Regions from separate parts of the Homo sapiens genome. Here region 1 is linked to region 2. The links are chromatin loops, found by intact Hi-C in ENCODE. Cell type or tissue: psoas muscle. All regions are shown on one strand. Links, peaks and the distances in the headings refer to the core of each region. The heading gives the core; the rest is flanking DNA.

The links. Hi-C counts contacts between places; a loop is a spot of excess contacts. Peaks named below come from ENCODE experiments on the same cell type or tissue, not always from the same donor. Only the 100,000 strongest peaks of a DNase experiment are listed, where the experiment ranks them.
Region 1: a loop joins it to region 2, with 2.9 times the contacts of the local background. A loop is called at or near these places in 4 of 110 quality-filtered maps.

What each region holds. Positions count from the first base shown.
Region 1 is chr22:26,320,167-26,323,077 of GRCh38, reverse strand. All of the region lies in intron 9 of SEZ6L (seizure related 6 homolog like), which reads right to left. Among named protein-coding and RNA genes, the nearest start is that of SEZ6L-AS1, 75 kb to the right of the region's middle. RefSeq lists an enhancer at 1,186-2,152. In psoas muscle, for the core only: no CTCF peak of the experiment used is centred there; DNase peaks (open chromatin) are centred at 707, 1,269, 1,537 and 2,430; H3K27ac peaks cover 2,303 bases.
Region 2 is chr22:26,229,011-26,231,896 of GRCh38, reverse strand. All of the region lies in intron 1 of SEZ6L (seizure related 6 homolog like), which reads right to left. Among named protein-coding and RNA genes, the nearest start is that of SEZ6L-AS1, 16 kb to the left of the region's middle. In psoas muscle, for the core only: no CTCF peak of the experiment used is centred there; a DNase peak (open chromatin) is centred at 1,806; H3K27ac peaks cover 1,236 bases.

The DNA of each region.
Region 1 (2,911 bases), core at 95-2,594, 91 kb before region 2:
TCTCTTGCTGTGTGATACTTGCTAAGTTACCTGCCCACTTGGGGCCCCTCTCGGATCTTCTATTCTACGATGCCTTCACCAATGTTAGTTCCCTTATTCTCCTTTCCGTAATTTATTTTGAGAGTTGGGGAAGGGGTGTGGAGAGAGAATGAATGAGAGAGAGTGAGAGGAGAGCAATATGAAAAGGCCCTTAGGGTTTAAAAGTTTCTGTTCAGTTGTGTTTTTAGAGGAAGAGGCAGATTTCTGATGGAGCTGGGAGGGATACGTGGTGGGTTAGGGAGGCATTTGGGGTGTGAAGAAGGTTTAGCCTGAGGGCTCCTGACTCATCCCAAGTTGGTGCAACCTCCTTCTTTCCTCCAACACCAACAATGTGGGGCAGATGGTTGTAATTGATGCTGTGATTCAGAGCATTCATTTCATGCCTAATGGTCACTGTCATCACTGCTTGAATCCTTTGCTCACGACACTTTTCTCCCATTAACTCCGGGCAACTGGCACTCTTCAAGATTCCTTCTGGATGTCACCTTCTCAGGGATATTTCCATAATTCACGGAGATAAATCTAGTTCCCCTCTACCTCCTCAACTCACCCTCCAAGCCACAGGACTTTGCTTACATTTTGCCAGGCTGTCTGTTTATGGCTATGTGTCCCTTCCTGAACTTTGAGTCCCTACAGGCCTGGGAGCCTTCCCGTGTCGCTGCTACATTGCCGAGACACACAGCTGGTGCCCCGAAAGCTGTTCAAGTCAGTGGAAGTGGAGGCTACGGTGTGTGCTCCGTCTTTACTAGCTGTGTGACCTGAGGAAACCACGTAACCTCTCTGTGCTGTCATACCCAACCCATAAAGTGGTAATGATAATATCTGCCTTATCTGAGGATTCCTGATAATAGTAGTCTCCATTTATGAAGCACCAACTATGTGCCAGATACCATGCAATGTGCTTGGCATACATTATCTCTAATTTGGGTAATTACCCTTCTGTAATTATCTCTACCCACATTAGCTCTCATTTATGTAATTATTATCTCTGCATAATAATGTTCACATTTATTATTGCTCACGGACCTAAACGATGCAGCTCAGGGCCTGCCTAGCACATAGTAGGTTTTTAATAAATGGTAACTAATTAGAACCGCCATGGCCACGGTATCAACAGACTGCCCAGTAGACGAAGAGGGAGAGAGATCCCCTCTCGCCTGGGAAATGTGGCTTACGTCCTCATTCATGACTCAGCAGACAGCTAAGTCATGCGCCTACTATGGGCCACCTACCCAGCTCGGTCTGCAGTGCACACTCCCTCCCCATCGTCGATGTGAAAAATAACAATTGCAAACACTTAGGAGGGCTGAGGGGCCCGGAGGATGGAATTATTTTTACTATCAAACCCAAATTGGTTTACTAAAACTGTCAGTGGAAAACCAAGCAAGATAAATTAAACCCAGCAGCTCTTGGGCCTCACGTAACCCTGGCTGTTGAGATGCTATTTTCACTCCCTCTGTGGGAGGGAGGAGGTGCCAAGTCCAGATGCCACTCTGCCAAGTGTGTGCCAAGCTTGTCGGCGTGAGCCTCGGGCTGGTGACCAGAGGACTCAGCTCCCTTCTGCAAAGCTTTAATCTCTTTAAGTGCTTAAACCCTTTTCCTGCTGCCCAATTTGGGGAAGCCCAGACTCCCTAATGTGGCCTTCAAGGCGCTGCTGAGTCGCATTCACCGCCAGGCTGTCCTACTTCATGGACGCACCCTTGAACTCCAGACACACAGGGTCCTGGAGACATGGCAAGTGGGGTTAAAGTCCAAGCTCCGCCAGCTTCTAGCTGTGCGATCACAGGCACTCTCCCACCACCCCGAGCCTCAGTTTACTCATCTGGAAAATGGAGATAATAACAGAACCCAAGGCATGTGCTTGTCGTGAAGATGTCTAGGATGTAACTGCTTGGGATGTCCTAAGTGCTCAGCAAATATTAAATATCATGGACAATTAAGAAGGGAGCTGTGCTTTCCTGCCTCTGGACCTTAGCACATGCTGTTCCTTTTGGCTGGAACACTGTTCCCCTCCATCTCTGCCCATCTTCTCTCTGTCTTTCAGGTCTTAGCATAGATCAGGGTTTCTCTGCTTCAACACCGTTGATATTTTGGGTCAGCTCATTCTTTGTGGTGGGGACTGTCCTGTGCATTGTAGGATGCATAGCAGCATCCCTGGCCTGTCCCCACTAGATGCTGGGGGTGCTCTCCCCCGCACCCTCCCATTGTCCCAACTAGAAATGCCTCCAAACATTGGCAAGTGTCCCCTGGGGCAAGATAGACCCTGGTTGAGAAAAACTGACTTAGACTTTACTGTTCTCAGGAAAGCTTCTCCCTCACATTCTCAGCCAGGCTCACCTTCCCTCGCTCTGGGCCCCCAGAGTGCTGTATTTCCTCTTGCTGGTGCTGTATCAGCCTACAACATGGCTCCCCGGGGGCGGGGCTGCATCTGTCTTGCTCACTGCCAGGGCCCAGCCTCAATGCCTGCTACATAGTGGATGCTCAATAAATATATGTGGAATCGATTTAAACTTGCTCAGTGACAAAAATGACAGTCCTCACATGTCCATGATGATTAAAACTGGGACTGAATTGATTTTGATGTCACTGCAAATCCTAAGGCCCCGGGATGACACTGGCTGCTTGTCCTAACGCAAGTCGTGACAGCTGCCTTGGGGAGGGCGATGCCCCCCCTTATTGGCCCCATTCTGAGCCTGTCTGTGGTTCCGTCATCACTTTCTGCTTGGCTTAGTGTCCAGTGCTCAGAACACCCGGGAGAATGATACAGGCTCCCCAAGCCCCACGGCACTTGGCCCTGAACTCTGCCAGCATATCTCAGCATCACTGGATTGGGGGACCTTGAAGTCCCCCTCCCGCTAGATATTCTGATTCT
Region 2 (2,886 bases), core at 387-2,886:
CAGCCATGGCACTTGCAGTTGGCCTCCACTCAGGTGACAGCTAAGGGCCAAACTTAGGTTGGAATTGATTTTGACCAGTGGTCACTTGCTTAGCCACAGAGGGCTGGGGGCTTCTGCATCGTGGGGGCAGGCAAGGAAACGCAGAATGCTTTCTGCCTCTGCCAAGTTGCGGAGCCAGATGCCAAGGCAGGGCGGGTGATGAATGATCTGTCTCCTGGGCCTTGACACAGAGATATTAGCTTGAAGGCAGCACCAAAGGAAGAATAGAACAAATGTGGACAGCAAGTCTACTTCTAGGGCCATTACTCAGTGTGGTAGAAACTGCATCCCCTACTGCAAACTCTCACTGGACAATGACTGCTGGTCTCCTTGCAGTACAGATAGAGGCATCCCTTCCAAACAGAAAACTCTGCATAGGCTTCCCAGCATATTGAGAATCAAGCTGAGGTAGGAGGCAGGACTAGACACTGGAGGCAGGGCTCAGACACTGAACCAAATTGAGGACTAGCTAAACCAGGGCCAGGGTGGGAGCATCTCCCCATAAGACACGCTCACCAGAGTTCCATGTCAGTTTACCATTGCCATGGCAACACCCAGAAGTTACTGTCCCTTTCCATGGCAATGACCAGACAACTCTGAAGTTACCACCCTCATCCTAGAAATTTCTGCATAAACCACCCCTTAATTTGCATGTAATTAAAAGTGGGTATAAATATGGGTGCATAACTGCCTCTGAGCTACTGCTCTGGGCACACTATTATGGGGTAGCCGGGCTCCACAGGGAGCAATACCTCTTGCGCCTGCTGCTGTGCATTGCTACTTCAATAAAAGTTGCTGCTTAACACCACTGGCTGGCCCTTGAATTCTTTCCTAGGCAAAGCCAAGAACCCTCCTGGGCTAAGCCCCAGTTTTGGGGCTTGCTCGTCTTTCATTAAAACTAACTTCCATGCTGGCCTGGAAAGCCTTGGGCGACTTGTCCCTAGGTCACTGTGCTGGCCTCGTCAATAATCAGCCTCCCCATGGCTCACTATACTTCAGCTGCTCTGGCCTCCTTTTGGTTCCCTAGACATATCAAAATCTTCCCCTCCTAAGGATCTTTGCATTCACAGCTTGGAATGCATTCTCTCTGGCTCTTCCCAGAACATTCTCCCTGGTTCTTCCCGGGGCTCTCTCCCTCCCTTTTCTCAGGCTTCTGCTTAAATATCCCCTCCTCACTGAAGCCTCATCTGGCCACTCTGGCCAGTGGTGACTGCAGGCAGTCTCCAGTCTGTTTCCCTGAAGGATTTCCTCAGTCCTTGTTCTAGCAGCACTTTCTGTTTATCTAGCTGTGTGCTGAATGTTTATTATCTGATTCATTCCATTAGAAATTAGAATATAAGGACCACAAAAGCAGGAACCTTGTCAGTCTTGCTCATGGCTGTTATCCTAGCACTCAGCTCTGTGCCTGGCGCAGAGTTAGTGCTCAATAAGTATTTGTTGAATGACTGAGCGACCTGACCAGGGTCCCAAAGCACGAGAGAGACAGTGCAGTCAAGGCAGGCTGCATGGAGGAGAAACTTCTTCTTGTTTTTTTTTTTACCTTTATGGTTAAGGAGTAACTCTCAAATGGTTATCTTTTTTTCTCCCTCAGTTTCCCAAATTGTAAAGTGAGGGGCTTGATGAGATGGTTCTCATGGCCCTGCTAGCTCTGCCTCTGGGTTTCATGAAACAGCAGATTCTGCTTGTCTCAGTCACCCTTAGCTCTACAGCCTGTAAGCTGAGCTGGAGGGATGCCTGTTCCTGTGGATGCTGATGCCAGGGCCACGGCTTAGCCTCAGCTCCTACACAGCAGACGTCTTCACAGCTGCGGGCACTGTGCATGGCTTCTCAGATGCTGTGCCCAGGAGATTATTGACGAACATGATGCCACATGCATTAAGAACAATTCCAGGGTTCAGAGAGAGAAGGCTTATTTTAGCAAGAGAATTTGGGCCTTCCATTTCTTCTGGAATAGCTGCAGGACCTGACTTGCCTTTCCTGGCAGAGCAGGGGGCATTTGTTAACACCTGCACCTGGCTTTGAACAGCCCTAGCCTGACGTCCTGAAATGCTTCTTAGCTCAGTGGTGGTCCCCAGTCCTGGCTGCACATTTGAATCATCTGGGGAACTTTCAAAACAATACCTGCTTCCAGGTCCCATCCCCAGGGACCCTGTCTAAGTGGATCTGGAGTGAGTCCTATGCCTTGGTGTTTTGTAAACGTTCCCTAAGGGATGCTGAGGTGCAGTTGTATTAAGGACCTCAGGCTACACACAAATTGGGGCAGCAGAGTCAGAATCCTCCAGAGGATGTTTCTTAAGTCACAGATTGCTGGGCCTCACCCCAGAGCTGCTGAATCAAAATCCCTATTGGCAATGGGTGGGGTCTGAGAGTCTTCTAATACGCAGCCTGAGAGATTGTTATGCATATTAATTATTTTGATTATTTTTTTTAAAACAGCTGGAGACATTACTGACATATAATAAATTGCACATTTAAAGAGTACAGTTACAAGCCCGGGGCAGAGCCTGACATATAGGAGACACTCAATAAAGGTTAACATAATTGATTAAAATACCTCTGAAGGCTGGGAGTGGTGGCTCACACCTGTAATCCCAGCACCCGGGGAGACCAAGGCGGGTGGATCACCTGAGGTCAGGAGTTCCAGACAAACCTGGCCAACACGGTGAAACCCCGACTCTAGTAGAAATACAAAAATTATCCAGGTGTGGTGGCGCATGCCTATAATCCCAGCCACTCGGGAGGCTGAGGCAGGAGAATCGCTTGAACCTGGGAAGCAGAGGTTGCAGTGAGCCAAGATCATGCCACACGGTCCAGCCTAGTGACAGGGCAAGACTCTGTCTCAAAAAA